Regions from separate parts of the Homo sapiens genome. Here region 2 is linked to region 1. Evidence: chromatin loops called from intact Hi-C (ENCODE). Cell type or tissue: heart left ventricle. All regions are shown on one strand.

Region 1 (8,000 bases):
GTCTCGAACTCCTGACCTCAAGTGATCTGCCTGCCTCGGCCTCCCAAAGTGTTGGGATTACAGGCGTGAGCCACTGCACCTGGCCAAAACCTCTATGTTTTTATAGTCTGTGCTTTCCAAACATTCTCCATGGAGAATACATGACTGACTCTGGCTTCCCAGATGCTACTATCTTGGTTTCTAACCTGGCATAGGCTTGTTAGAGCTGCATGCCATATAACTACCCATAATCTCTTCCTATTTGCCTTCCCTATGGATGTGAGTGACCTGTAGTCCAAGTGCCACTACAAGTCAGCTCTCTTAACATTCACTCCCTTTGCTCATAAATCCCTTACAGCATGCAACTCATATATAATAAGGGTTTCTGTCAAAAGGGGTGTCTGGTGAGCCCTGCCTTTTCGTGGTTTTGGGCACTGATGGACCCACTGTGCCAAATGACTAGAAATCCCCCACTGGTAGGAAGAGGAACCACTCAGTGTTACCTCAGACAGCCAGAAGTCAAAGTCCTTGATCCCTGTGTTGAAGTTCTGCTGCTTGTTGGCTTCTTTCAGTTTCTGGCTCTTTTCCGCTGACTTTTGCACCAAGAACTGCCACTGGTCAGCTAAGGCAGCCAGGCGGGCCTGGGGAACAGAAGGGAGCCAAAAAGAGATGAAATCTATGAAGAATCGTCCCTCTCCTAAAGCTCAATTTGAGAACTTCTAAGAGAAGAGAATGGAAAACACTCATAGGAGCCATTCTCACTAGCATTCCCCATCTGTAATTCAGCCTAAAGTCTTCTATAATCCATTTAGTGTCTTAAGACTGTATGTCCAAGTTATTATATCAGGTTGACAGTGACGGTGGTCATCTTCCTCCCTGGGCACCGGGAGCTGGTGGGCCATACCTTGACAGCATCCTCACTGCCGGCACAGGCTCCACGTTCAATGAGGGAGTTGCCCATGTCGATAACCCCACGGATCCGGTCAGCGTTGGCATGCAGCTCTGCTTCAAAAGCCTGGTGCTTCTGGTGCTTGCTCTAAAAATACCAAAAAAATTTTTTCCAAACCAGTTCCTGCTAGGTTATGTCTTTTCAGGGGGAAGGGGTTCTCAGAGGCAGGGAGTGGCAGCAAACATAAAGAACTGGGGTAAATGCCAACGTTTTTAACAGAAGGCAATTGGAGTTTGTATGAAATATTTTAGGGTTCATCTCTTGGGGAGTTAGCAAAGGAGGAAGGAAATGTACTAGCTCAGGAGTAGATGAACTGGAAGTCCTTTTTTTTGAGACAGGGTCTTGCTCAGTTGCCCAGGCTGGAGTGCAGTGGCGTAATCTCAGCTCACTGCAGCCTCAACCTCTTCGGCTCAAGCAATCCTCCTACCTCAGCCTCCCGAATAGCTGGGACCATGGGTGCATGACATCACACCCAGCTAATTTTTCTATTTTTTGTAGAGATGGGGTTTCGCCATGTTGCCCAGGCTGGTCTTGAACTCCCGAGCTCAAGCAATCGAGCCACATTGGCCTCCCAAAGTTCTGGGATTACAAGCATGAGCCACCAAGCCTGGCCAAAAAATCAATTCTTGCAGTAGCTATGCTAGCTATTTGGGAGTGAAGCCCTAGAATTACACACTTCCTAACACTTTCCAGAAGATGGCAATGGCCAACTTCAGTTTTGAATCTGCTTGTACATCAATTTCCATCCATGGCTTTCTCCTTATTGGAGACAGGCTGTAATGAATGAGATACATATGGACATTTCATTATCTAAAGCAGAAATCACCATTAAGCAAAATTCATAACATAAATTGTAATAACCAGCAAAATAATATTTGATGGTCAGTCTTTTCCCTCTGTTGACAGAGGAGAAATCTACAGCTACTACAGACATTGGCTTTGTTGATTTATCTTTAGGTAGCTGTCATTAATCAAAACACTGGGATACTGTCAGAACCCAGGCTTGACTGCAGGAAGGAATTTATTTTACTGGGAAATGAAAGGGCTAGGAGAAGGATGGGCTCCTGATCCTGGGCGCCTGATATGGTTTTTATGAATCCATAAAGAAACAGAAGGTACTGAAATGCTACAAGAGACAATTGCAAGGACATAGCAGCTATGCCACAATTCTGGGAAAAACAATTGGCTGGGTAAGAAATGCAGGGTCTCAGGGGAGTGTTATTTGGGGGGCAAAAAAAAAACAACTAAAAGGCAGTAGTGTTGGGGAATTCTGCATCAAATGTTTCATTTCAGAGGCAGCAACTGTCAAAGGATGGAGCCATCTGGCTCAATTCAGCACTAACATGAAATGTCCTTGTTACGTTCTCCCACCGCCTGATCCCAAAGCCAAGAAGGAAAAGGGTCTCAAACACTCAGATATCCTGACAAAAGTCCCATTACCCTCTTCTTCTGTTCCTTGTTCTGATCACCCTTTGGTTCAAATCCCATTTACTCTCTTCTCTATCTTCATTTCTTCCACCCGCTTAAGTAACTTTGAGCTACATGTTGACTGAAGTCTCCTTTCACTACCTGTTGAGTGATGTCTGCTTTTATCTTAACTTCTCATTTGTGTTCCTTGAAGATTTGGAGGTATTAATAGACCATCCGTCTCTCTACAGTTCTCTAGCTGTTCCTCTCCTGACTGGCACCTCTGGATGCCAGAGTGGGTATGCATTAAAACCCTCACACCAGACTGGCCTCCCCAACCCAGGCCACCGAACACCATGAGCTCATAGCAAGTCTGAGCCAATGTCTACACAGAAAAAGCTGAAGCTGATGTTCCATCTTCAAAAGGAAGCACTCCTTGAAAGAAAATGGTCAATTACTGCCCCGCAAATCAAACACTGTACAGAATTTGCCTAAGTGATAAACTGGGGGAGAGAAGGGGGAGTAAGGCGTTGCAGGCTAATTACAACAGAAAAAGCCACATCCCACAGGGACACTTGAATGGAGTGTAATGGATGATTAGAAATGAAAAGGATGGATGAAGAGACACCAGCAAACCGTGTGACCACAATAATAACAATAATCTACGCAGAGTAACACAAATACTGGAGCTCATTTAACTACAACTCTTAAAAAAATTAAAAACTTACCAGCAGCTTGGAAAGCTACAAAAACAGATTAAAAGAACAAGAGTTCAGTACACTGATGTGGACACACATATCAGCTATTAAATAGAAACTCATTTTGTCATACTTCCCCCAGGAAGCTCAGCATTTGGGAACAGTAATAGAAGGGGGATTCTATAGACTTTTATTACAGCAGAAATAGTTTTAATGGAGACAAATGAGGAAGGCAACTTTTAAATGGCTCTGAAACTTGACTAGGGCTTTCCCACTGGCTGGGCTTACTGAAATATTTCTCACTGACTTCCCATGGGTGCAAGGAGATTGTTTTATAAATGCTTTATTTAACAAAATCTACTCAATAACATAAGGCTACATCAAGACCAACACCCAGTCACTTCAGCTTACCTGGATGTTGGTGGGATCCTTGTACGACTCATCACTCGCTGTTTGCAATTTTTCACTGATCCAAGCCTCAATCTCATCCACATCCCGGCTGAACTGTTGGAGGGTTTGAGATTCTCCTAGCTTTGACCTTTTCTCAATCATCTGGGCTTTCAGACGTCGCCACCTGAAAGAGTGAAACCATGAGATCCAACATGAGCATATCTTACCGTGGAGAAGGAAGTGGGGAGACAGAACAGGCCTGGGCCTTCGTATGAGGGGATGCATCCTCTCAGGGCTGGTGACTATGTCAGTGCCACAGGACACCCACCTGTCCAAGACCTCATTGCGCCGGCTAGAAATGTCTCCCTTGGCATAATGGCCGGCAGCGATGAGCTGGTCGGCAAAGGCCTGCAGAGCAGCAATCTTCTCTTCCTGTCAGAAAACAAAGGCATGAGATCAAGGTGGGCCTGTGGCTGGGCCCTGCCTGGACTGCCAGTCTTGAGAAAAGGATAGTTATTTTGGGTGACTGAGAACTAGCTGGTGGCAGGATCAGAATACACTGACACTTTAGAAGCAAGAGTGTAAAATGCCAAAAGAAAGCTTGATTTCATTCATTACTAGAGTAGAGTTTAACTCAAGAAGTCTCCAGGTCACTCAGGTGGGGCAGGTGTTAGAATATCAGAACAGAACAAAATTAAGCCTGATAATAGGAAAATGCTGTCAGATTTACAGCAAAGTGACGTATAAATCAAACAGTTTTACATCTTCCTTGTTGTTTGTTCATTATTCCCTTACCTACCCACACATTTGTTTTCCATCCCTTTGATAATATTTTTTTTTCCTGTGGCACCCCCATTATTAAAATCTCAGAAATACCAGAATCTATAAAGTTTTAAAGATTATTTATGTACATATTTTTCTTAGACAACGCAGGTATTCCTTGGAGATATAACAGTGACTATATAAGCCAAGAAACAGATGTCAATCAGGAAAAATCCAGACTCCAACTCCATGGTCCAGAGGCCTCACCTGGACGTTAATCGCTTTGTCAAAGTCTTCATGTTTTTTGATCAGAGCCTCTACGCTGTCCAGTGAGTCTCCTTTGTCTTCGGTATTCAAGAAGGCCTCCCGGGCAGCCATCCAGTTCTCAGCTTGCTCACAGTCCCGATGGAACAGCTAAAGAGGGCAAGAGGCAGGTGAGAAAATGAGGCCCTTCAGCAAGGAAACACTTGGTCAGAAACCAGGAGCACACACACCTGCAGTTCAAGGCACTGATCCAGCATCATCCTGCGCTGAACCCAGGCCTTCTCCAGGTCTGCACGCTCCTGGTCAAGAATATCAAGTTTCTGCTTGATCTCAGGGCTGGCATAGTGTCCGTGAGCCAACAGCTGCTGTCCAAACTGCTCAAATGCCTGGAAAGTGCCAGCCCTGGCATCGATTTCTGTCCGGTGTTCCTGCCAAAAGGAGGGAAGGGATTAGGTAACTGGCAGCAGATGCCCACTCTGACGTCAACCACCGACTCACCACAAAGGGTGGGAATGAGGCCTCTAGGGCCCTGCAGAGCAGCCACGTCTTTGCTACTCAGCAGGCAGGTCCACCCACCTGGTGTCGCTCCAGCAATGCCTCAGCTCCGGTGACATCCTTGGCTAGCTCATCTGAGGACACCAACCCCCGTATTCCATTGATCCAAGACATGAGGTCCCTGGAAACCAGCACCCCAGAAAAATAGCTATTATATTACCTGGTAAGGAGATCTTCTGCCCAGGAAAACAGAGAATGACATAATTCTTGCCTCAGAAAGTTATCTTGGGTTAATCTGATCTACTGAATGAGGCTAGGTCTTTGGGCAAAGTGTTAAAAAACTTCTTGTTATTTTTTTAAAAGTCCGAATTTCTCAGAGGAAAAGTCAGTAGGCTTATAATTAAGATCTTTTCACCCTCCAGAATAACAAGTTCTAGCTACAATTAAGTCTTTGATAGCTTCAAATGAAAAAGCTTTTGTTGGCCAGGCGTGGTGGCTCATGCCTGTAATCCCAGCACTTTGGGAGGCTGAGGCAGGAGGATCGCTTGAGCTCAGGAATTCAAGATCAGTTTGGGCAATGTGGTGCAACCCTGTCTCTAAAAAAAAAAGAAAAAAAAGAAAAAGCCTTTCTTTAGGATTAACCCTTGAAGCCCTAGGCCTGGGCATACATTTGATCCAGTTTCTCACAGCTGTACAACCACAAGGGCACAAAACTGAGTGTGTAAGGTCAGATATGGTATGATTCCTTTTATATGACATGTCCAGAAGAGGCAAATCCATAGACATAGAAAGCAGATAAAGGATTCCTAGTGGGTGGGGAAGAGAGAAGAGGGGGTGATTAGTTAAGGAATGTTATTCTAGGGCAATGAAAATGTTCCAAAACTAGAGAGGGGTGGCTGCACAACACCGTGAATACATTAAATGTCATTGGATTGCACATTTTAAAGTAGTTAATTGTATGTTACGTGGCTTTTACCTCAATAAAAAGAAGAAAAAGACAACCAGGCGCAGTGGCTCACGCCTGTAATCCCAGCACTTTGGGAGGCCGAGGTGGGTGGATCACCTGAGGTCAGGAGTTCGAGACCAGCCTGACCAACATGGAGAAACCCCGCCTCTACTAAAAAAAATACAAAATTAGCCGGGCTTGGTGGTGCATGCCTGTGATCCCAGCTACTTGGGAGGCTGAGGCAGGAGAATCGCTTGAACCCAGGAGGCGGAGGTTGCGGTGAGCTGAGATCGCACCACTGCACTCCAGCCTGGGCACAAAAGCGAAACGCTTCCCCCCCCAAAAAAAAAATATATATATATATATGTCTAGGGAAAAATATAATGTCATATGGCAAGGAGATGAGAGGGAGTATGCCCATACTTGGATAGGAAAGTAGAGACTTGTTTTTTTTTTTTTTTTTTGAGGCAGAGTCTTGCTCCATCGCCCAGGCTAGAGTACGGTGGTGCGATCTCGGCTCACTGCAACCTCCGCCTCCAGGTTCAAATGATTCTCCTGCCTCAGCCTCCCGAGTAGCTGGAATTACAGGTGTGTGCCAGTGTGCCACCACGCCCGGCTGGTTTGTATTTTTAGTAGAGATGGGGTTTCACCATATTGGCCAGGCTGGTCCTGAATTCCTGACCTCGTGATCCACCTGCTTTGACTTCCCAAAGTGCTGGGATTACAGGCGTGAGCCACCGTGCCCGGCTGCAGAGACTTATTTTTAACAATATGGCATTCAGTAGTTTGACTATTTTACATTGATTATGTACTACTTTTTTCTGTTTTTAATTTTTTTTTTTTTTTGAGATGGAGTTTCACTCTTGTTGCCCGGGCTGGAGTGCAGTGGCACGATCTTGGCTCACTGCAACCTCCGCCTCCCAGGTTCAAGCGATTCTCCTGCCTCAGCCTCCTGAGTAGCTGGGATTACAGATGCCTGCCACCACACCTGGCTAATTTTTGTACTTTTGGTAGAGACGGCATTTCGCCATGTTGGCCAGGCTGGTCTTGAACTCTTGACCTCAGGTGATCTGCCCGCCTTGGCCTACCAAAGTGCTGGGGTTATAGACGTGAGCCACTGTGCCTGGCCGTTTTTGATTTTTAAATTAAAATTTTATAATAGAAATAGGGTTTCGCCATGTAGCCCAGGCTGGTCTCCGGCTCCTGAGTTCAAGCAATTCGCTTGCCTTGGCCCCCCAAAGTGCTTGGATTATAGGTGTGAGCCATTGTACCCTGCTGAGCATGTACTATTTTCACAATAAAAATGACCCCTACAAAGAAGGCTCTATGTTCCAGAAGTCTGAGTGAACATGGCTCCGTACCGGAAATCGCTAAGGAAGCGCTGCAGGTCGTGGGAGTCACCCAACTTTGCCTTGCGCTGATCTGCACGTTTCCCCAGGCTGCTCCAGGCCTGGTTTAACTCTGTGCACTTTTCCTGCAGGTCTTCTGCTGACTCGGGATGGGACTGGATCAGGCGCTCTGCTGTTTCACCAAGGGAGTTTACCTATGGGAAGAAAGTGGTGAATGAGCTTGCAGTAAGGGGGTATGCTCTGCAGAACAGAAGACTCTGCTCTTTCTGGGGCAAAAATGCCAGACAGAAGATGACTTTGGGTCCTCTCACCTTGTCACCGAGAGCCGCAAGGTCCCTCTCGAAGCCCTCATGCTTGCGTTGCAGGGCCTGGACACTGGCGAGATCATGTCCATAATTGTCTGTGTTTAGAGCTTGATTCTTCTCTTCAATCCATTCTTTGGTTTCATCAGCATCTCTAAAGGCGAGACACATTCAGGTTAAGAAATGCCAAGTACAACTGCCTTGATTACAGGACACTAAAAAAAATTTATTTATTTATTTATTTATTTATTTACTGAGATGGAGTTTCATTCTTGTCACCCAGGCTGGAGCACAATGCACAATCTCAGCTCACTGCAACCTCCGCCCCCACCGGGTTCAAGTGATTCTCCTGCCTCAACCTCCCAAGTAGCTAGGATTACAGGCGCCCACCACCATGCCCAGCTAATTTTTTTATTTTTAGTAGAGGTGGGTTTCCCCATGTTGGCCAGGCTGGTCTTG
Region 2 (8,000 bases), 360 kb before region 1:
AAAAGAGCAGATTACAATACTCATTTTGAGAGTCCTCTCTCAATCCCAGTCTTTACTCCCTGCATGAAAGGGAACGTGGCAGTAGACCTATTTCCCCACCGATTAAGTGAAAAGTACACCTACCCCCTACCTGCTTACATACCACTATAGTATCAATGCTCTAAACACTGCAAGTTCCATGATGTTCAATTCACTGACTTACCCAATCCGATCTACAAAAGGATCCATAGTCTCATCCACCAGGTGCCTATTGGTCTGCCTACTACCAAATCCTTGCTCTTTAAACATCTTGGTTAATACAAGTAAGTCACTGGGTGCCATCTCAAAGTATGCATAATAAAGGAAAATAATTTCTAGCAGCATGGACTGTTCCCGAAGGCACTGAACAAACCAGCGAGACACTTGGCGCTCTGTCTGTACAACCAATGAAAACAAAATGGGAGAGAAATAACATGAGATTAAAAACAGTACTTAAAGAACATTTTTTAAAGAAAGGGTCTCAATCTGTCACCCAGGATACAGTGCAGTGGCAGATTATGGCTGCTCAAACTGCTACACGCAACTGATCCTCCTACCTCAGCCTCCTAAATAGCTGAGACTACAGGCGCAAGCCACTGCACCTGGTCCGTATTTAATTTTTTTTTTTAAGAGACAGATTTTTTGCTTTTTTTTTAAGAGACAGGGTCTGACTCTATCACCCAGGCTGGAGTGCAGCAGTACAATTATAGCTTATGGCAGCTGCCCTCTCACCTGAGCCTCTCGAGTAGTTAGGACTAAAAGTGAGCACAAACATGCCCAGCTCATTTTTTCTTTTTTTAAATTTTTGGAAGAGAACAGGTCTTGCTATGTTGCACAGGCTGGTTTTGAATTCCTAGCCTCAATCGATCCTCCTGGGAGGCCAAAGCACTGGGATTAAAGGCGTAAGCCACTGTGCCCAGCCAACCAATGTATCTTTTCTTTTGAGAGAGGGTCTCGCTCTGTCACCCAGAGTACACCCAGAGTACACCCACAGCTCACTGCAGCTTTGACCCACCGGGCTCAAGCAATCCTCCTGCCTCAGCCACCCAAGTAGCTGGAACTACAGGTTAGCACCATGTCTAGCTAATTCTTTTAATTTTTTTTTTTTTTTGAGACGAAGTCTCACTCTTATCCCCCAGGCTGGAGTGCAATGGCGCGATCTTGGCTCACTGCAACCTCCGCCTCCCAGGTTCAAGCAATTCTCCTGCCTCAGCCTCCCGAGTAGCTGGGATTACAGGCGCCTGCCACCACGCCCGGCTGATTTTTTTCTTTTTAGTAGAGACAGGGTTTCACTATGTTGGCCAGACTGGTTTCAAACTCCTGACCTCAGGTGATCCGCCCACCTTGGCCTCCCGAGTGCTGGGATTACAGGCGTGAGCCACCGCGCCCAGCCAATTTTTTAAATTTTTTGTAGAAGCAAGGTCTTGCTATGTTGCCAGGGCTGGTCTTGAATTCCTGGGCTCAACCAATCTTCCCACCTTCACCTCACAAAGTGGTGGGATTACAGGCCTGAGCCACCATACACCCAGCTGCAACAATGTATCTTAAAAATTATCTCCTATAAAGGTATAGTAAAAATTTTCTGGACTAGCAGGGTGGCTCACGTCTATAAGCCTAATACTTGAATACTTTGGGAGGCCAAAGTGGGAGGACTGTTTGAGGCCTGGAGTTCAAGACTAGTCTGGGAAACACAGTGAGACTCCATCTCTAGAAAAAGTTTTTAAAAATGAGCCAGGCATAGAGGTGCATGCCTGTAGTCCCAGCTACACTGGAGCCTAAGGCAGGAGAGTCACTTGAGCTGGGGAGGTTGAGGCTGCAGTAGGCTACAATCATGCCCCTGTACCCCAGCCTGGGTGACACAGTGAGACTCTGTCACACACACACACAAAAACCCTCCCTATTTTTAATCCTTTTATTTGCATAATAATTCATTATGTGGATATGCCATAGATTATTCAACCAATACACTCAATATTTTTAACACTACATAGTATTCCACTGCACATAAATGCCATCATTGATTTTACCTGCTCACTTGGATGGATGAGCATTTAGGTTACTACCAATCCCTTGCTAATAAACTCATACTATTCAACTGAAAAAACAACTAGACATTCTTTCCAGGTGTACAGGTACAATCACCAAGAAAGATCATAAGGTAGGCCATAAAACATGAGACAGTAAATTTTAGAAGACTAAAATGACAAAGAATGTGTTCTCTGATAACAGAATCAAATAAAAACATTGAGAACAATAAGATGTTTCGTCTGCTATAGTACTTCACACCTGTAATCCCAGCACTTTGGGAGGCCAAGGTGGTCAGATCCCTTCAGCCCGGGAGTCCAAGACTAGCCTGGGCAACATGGCAAAACCTGCAGCATCTTGTAGTCCTAGCTAGTTGGGAGGCTGAGGTAGGAGGATTACCTGAGCCCAGGAGGTCAAGGCTGCAGTGAGCCGTGATTGTGCCACTAAACTCCAGCCTGGGCAACAGAGAAAGAACCTGTCTCAAAAAAAAAACCCAGATATTTACAAAAAACATCCAATATTTGGACATTAAATCCAGAGAGTCTCACTCTGCGTGACAGTGAGACTTCTAACACATACACACACACAAACACACACACACACACACACACACACAGACACAGAGACAGACAGAGACAGAAATCCATTTAAAAAGGGAGAAAAAACATATACATATATAAAAACTAAAGAACAAGGCTGGGCACACGCACACACACACACACACACACACACACACACACACACACACGGAGGCAGAAATCTATTTTAAAAAAAGAGAGAGAGTCCGGGCGCGGTGGTTCACGCCTGTAATCTCAGCACTTTAGGAGGCCGAGGCAGGCAGATCATGAGGTCAGGAGTTCGAGACCAGCCTGGCCAACATGGTGAGACCCCATCTCTACTAAAAATACAAAAAAAGCTGGGCGTGGTGGTGGGCGCCTGTAATCCCAGCTATTTGGGAGGCTGAGGCAGGAGAATCATTTGAACCCAGGAGGCAGAGGTTGCGGTGAGCCAAGATCACACCATTGCACTCCAGCCTGGGCAACAAGAGTGAAAATTTAAAAAAAAAAAAAAATACACAACAGAAATCAATTAAATATAAAACAGACATTACAATAAAGAAAACTGGCCAGACGTGGTGGCTCACGTCTATAATCCCAGCACTTTGGGAGGCTGAGGGGGCCGGATCACCTGAGCTCAGGAGTTCGAGACCACCCTGGGCAACATGGTGAAACCCTGTCTCTACTAAAATACAAAAAATTAGCTGAGCTTAATAGTGCACACCTGTACTCCCATCTACTTGGGATGCTGAGGCACAAGAATCACTTGAGCCCTAGAAGTGGATGTTGCAGTGAGCCAAGAATGCGCCACTGCACTCCAGTTTGGGCTATAGAGTGAGACTCTGTCTCAAAAAAAAATTTTTTTTAATAAAGAAAATTGAAGACAAAAACTACCATTATCAGAAATGAGTAAGAGCACAGCACTAGACTCTAAAGAGAGTAAAAGCATAAGAAAATAATATGAACAGCCTTATGTAAATAGATTTCACCAATGAAATGAAATGAACAAATTCCTTAAAAGATACAAATTACCAAAACTGTCCCAAATAGAAACAGGAAACTTGAATAGCTCTGTATCAATCAAGGAAAACAATTCAGTATTTAAAACTTTGTTAGAAACTTGATGAAAATTTTAAAAAGAGATAAAAAAATTTTAATCAATAAATAAAAGAATTAAAAACCTTCCCACAAAGAAAACTCCAGACCCAGATGGCTTCACTGGTAAATTCTATCAAACATTTAAGGACAAGCTCCAAAAGGCAGGAGCCATAATAGACAAAACTGACAAAAACATTTATCAAAACTTAAAATTTTGGCCGGGTGAGGAGGCTCATGCCTGTAATCCTAGCACTCTGGGAGGCCGAGACGGGTGGATGACCTGAGGTCAGGAGTGAGACTAGCCTGGCCAACATGGCGAAACCCCATCTCTACTAAAAATAACACAAATTAGGAAGGCGTGGTGGCACATGCCTGTAATCCCAGCTACTCGGGAGGCTGGAGGCAGCAGAATCCCTTGAACCCGGGAGGCAGAGATTACACTTAGCCAACATCGTGCCACTGCACTCCAGCCTGGGTGACTGAGTGAGAGCGTCTCAAAAAAAAAAAAAAAAAAATTAAAATTAAAATGTTGGCTCTTGGAAAGATACAGTCTAGGAGCAGTGGCTCATGCCTGTCATCCCAGCACTTTGGGAGGCGCCAAGGCAGATAAATCATTTGAGCTCAGGAGCTTAAGACCAGCCTGGGCAACATGGCAAAACCATCTCTACAAAAAAAAAAAAAAAAATACAAAAATTAGCCAGGTATGGTGGTACCCGCTTGTAGTCCCAGCTACTTGTGGGGCTGTGACAGGAGGGTCACTTGAGTCAGGGAGGTCGAGGCTGCAGTGAACCATGTTCCCACCACTGGATTCCAGTCTGAGTGACAAACCGAGACCTTGTCTCAAAAAAAAAAAAAAAGAATTAAGGTGGGAAAAGACAAGCCACTAGGTGGAAGAAAAAAGTTGTAAAACATCTATCTGGTAAATAGCTTATATTTACAATACTGTATATAAAGAACTCTGACAATTTGATAAGACAAACATCCACAAAAAACAATGGGATAAAAATGTGAACAGACACTTGACTGAAGAAGGTGTAAGTAAATAAGCACGTGAAAAGATGTTCAACATCACTAGTCATCAGGGAAATGCAAATTAAAACCACAGTGAGACCAGGTGTGGTGGCTCACACCAGTAATCCCAGCACTTTGGGAGGCCTAGGCGGGTGGATCACAAGGTCAGGAGATTGAGACCATCCTGGCTAACACGGTGAAACCCTGTCTCTACTAAAAATACAAAAAATTAGCCGGACGTGGTGGCATGCCTGTAGTCCCAGCTACTCGGGAGGCTGAGGCAGGAGAATCGCTTGAACTCAGGAGGCAGAGGTTGCAGTGAGCCAAGATCGTGCCACTGCACTCCACCCTGGGCGACAGTGTGAGACTCCGTCTCAAAAATAAAAAAAAAAAAAACCCACAATAAGACAGGCATGGTGGCATATGCCTGTAATCCCAGCCTACTCAAGAGGCCAAGCAGAAGGATCACTTGAATCCAGGAGTTCAAGGCCAATTTGGGCAAAATAGCAAGACCCTATCTCAAAACAAACAAACCACAATGAGATATTACTATATACTTATTTAGGATGTTTAAAATTAACAGCCATACCAAGTGTTGGTGACAATGTCAAACAAAAAGAATTCTCATACATTTCTGGTGGGAATGCAAAACGGTATAGCCACTATGGATAAACAATTTATCAATTCTTTATAAAAATTTCATTTACGGCTGGGCATGGTGGCTCATGCCTGTAATCCCAGTATTAAAAATACAAAAATTAGCCAGGTGTGGTGATGCATGCCTGTAATCCCAGCTACTCAGGAGGCTGAGGCAGGACAATCGCTTGAACTCAGGAGGCAGAGGTTGCAGTGAGTCGAAATCGCGCCACTGAACTCCAGCCTGGGCGACAGAGCGAGACTCCGTCTCAAAAAAAAAAAAAAAAAAAAATTTACATTTACGACTCAGCAATCTCACTCTCAGGTATTTATTTACCCAGGATAAATGAAAACTTATGTCAAAAAACCCATATGCTAATGTTCATAGCACATTATTCCTAATAGTCAAAAAACAAAAATGACAAATGGCTGGCTATCAACTGAGAAATGGATAAACAAAATATGGTATATCCACACAATGGAATGTTTACTACTCAACCATAAATAAGAATGAAGTACTAGTATATGATATAACATGGATGAATCTCAAAAACATGACATTAACTGAAAGAAGCCAAACAGAAAATTCTACATATTGTGTGGTTCTATTTATATGTAATTCCAGAAAAAGTAAAAGTATAGTCACAGTTACTTAAAAATAGTTAAAATGGTAAATTTTATGCTATGTCTATTTTATCACAATTTAAAAAATCATAATTAAACAAAAAACTGCTGAATCAAGAAATATGTACTTTGTAAATTTTTAGATATTATCAAAATGCTTCCCATTAAAAAGTATATCAATTTAGTTGCGAATAATGGCTCACACCTATAATCCCAGCACTTTGAGAGGCTGAGGCGGGAGGACTGCTTGAGCCCAGCCGGCTATTCTTATTTTGCATATGAATTTTTTTTGAGACAGAGTCTCGCTCTGTGGCCCAGGATGGGGTGCAAGTGGTGTGATCTTGGCTCACCACAACCTCCATGCCCATCCCGGTGTAAGTTTTTATACTCAAGAATATGGTGTGCCGGGCACAGTGGCTCACGCCTGTAGTCCCAGCACTTTGGGAGGCAGAGGTGGGTGGGTCAGGAGGTCAGGAGACCAACACCATCCTGGCTAACACGGTGAAACCCTGTCTCTACTAAAAATACAAAAAAATTAATTGGGCGTGGTGGTGGGCGCCTGCAGTCCCAGCTACTTGGGAGACTGAGGCAGGAGAACGGCGTGAACCCGAGAGGTGGAGCTTGCAGAGAGCCGAGATCGTGCCACTGCACTCTAGCCTGGGTGACAGAGCGAGACTCCGTCTCAAAAAAAAAAAAAAAAAAGAGTATGGTGTGTTGGTCAGGTGCAATGGCTCACCACCGTAATCCCAGCACTTTGATGGGTTGAGGTAGGCAGATCACCTGAGGTCAGGAGTTCCAGACCAGCCTGACCAACATGGAGAAACCCCATCTCTACTCAAAATACAAAATTAGCTGGGTGTGGTGGCGCATGCCTTTAATCCCACCTACTCAGGAGGCTGAGGCAGGAGAATTGCTTGACCCAGGAGGTGGAGACTGTGGTGAGCCAAGATCATGCCATTGCACTCCAGCCTGGGCAACAAGAGTAAAACTCCGTCCAAAAAAAAAAAAAAGAGTATGGTATGTCCTAGGCCGGGCATGGTGGCTGGCTCACGCCTGTAATCCCAGCGCTTTGGAGGCCAAGGCAGGCAGATCACCTGAGGTCGGGAGTTCTAGACCAGCCTGACCAACATGGAGAAACCCTGTATCTACTAAAAATACAAAATTAGCCGGGCGTGGTAGCACATGCCTGTAATCCCAGCTACTCAGGAAGCTGAGGCAGGAGAATCACTTGAACCTGGGAGGCGGAGGTTGTGGTGAGCCAAGATCACGCCATCGAACTCCAGCCTGGGCAACAAGAGCGAAACTCCGTCTCAAAAAAAAAAAAAAAATCTATCTATCTATCTATCTATCTATCTATCTAGATAGATAGATAGATATAGATATAGATATATATAGTGTGTCTTTCCCTTTGGTTATTTATTTATTTATTTATTTATTTTTGAGACAGAGATTGCTCTGTTGCACAGGCCAGAGTGCACTGGCGTCATCTCGGCTCACTGCAACCTCCACCACCTGGATTCAAGCATTTCTCCTGCCTCAGCCTCCTGAGTAGCTGGGAGTACAGGCACGTGCCACCACGCTCAGCTAACTTTTATATTTTTATTTTTATTTTTATTTTTCTGAGACAGAGTCTTGCTCTGTCGCCTAGGCTGGAGTGCAGTGGTGCAATCTCGGCTCACTGCAACCTCTGCCTCCTGGATTCAAGCAATTCTCCTGCCTTAGCCTCCCGAGTAGCTGGGATTACAGGCACGCACCACCATGCTCAGCTAATTTTTTTTTTTGTATATTTTTTTACTAGAGACAGGGCTTCACCATATTGGCCAGACTTGCATTTTCATTTTTTATGGTTTTTTTTTTTTTTTTTTGAGACGGAGTCTTGCTCTGTCACCCCAGGCTGGAGTACAGTGGCGCAATCTTGGCTCACTGCAACCTCTGCCTCCTAGGCTCAAGTGAATCTCCCACTCCAGCCTCCTGAGTAGCTGAGACTACAGATGGGTGCCACCACACTCGCCTAATTTTTGTATTTTTAGT

Evidence for each region. A loop is a pair of places that touch in the nucleus more often than their neighbours do. Peaks named below come from ENCODE experiments on the same cell type or tissue, not always from the same donor. Only the 100,000 strongest peaks of a DNase experiment are listed, where the experiment ranks them.
Region 2: it touches region 1 in a loop (3-fold over the local background); 5 of 110 quality-filtered maps call a loop at or near these places.

The regions. Positions count from the first base shown.
Region 1 is chr9:128,604,729-128,612,728 of GRCh38, reverse strand. SPTAN1 (spectrin alpha, non-erythrocytic 1) reads right to left here. Exons shown (of 57, transcript NM_001130438.3): 30 at 7,551-7,695; 31 at 7,252-7,433; 32 at 5,026-5,125; 33 at 4,680-4,877; 34 at 4,453-4,599; 35 at 3,752-3,855; 36 at 3,445-3,607; 37 at 3,064-3,078; 38 at 884-1,015; 39 at 483-620. Among named protein-coding and RNA genes, the nearest start is that of DYNC2I2, 48 kb to the left of the region's middle. In heart left ventricle, no CTCF peak of the experiment used is centred here; a DNase peak (open chromatin) is centred at 4,928; H3K27ac peaks cover 580 bases.
Region 2 is chr9:128,960,920-128,968,919 of GRCh38, reverse strand. It overlaps NUP188 (nucleoporin 188), which reads right to left. Exons shown (of 44, transcript NM_015354.3): 9 at 203-414. Among named protein-coding and RNA genes, the nearest start is that of NUP188, 17 kb to the right of the region's middle. In heart left ventricle, no CTCF peak of the experiment used is centred here; no DNase peak of the experiment used is centred here.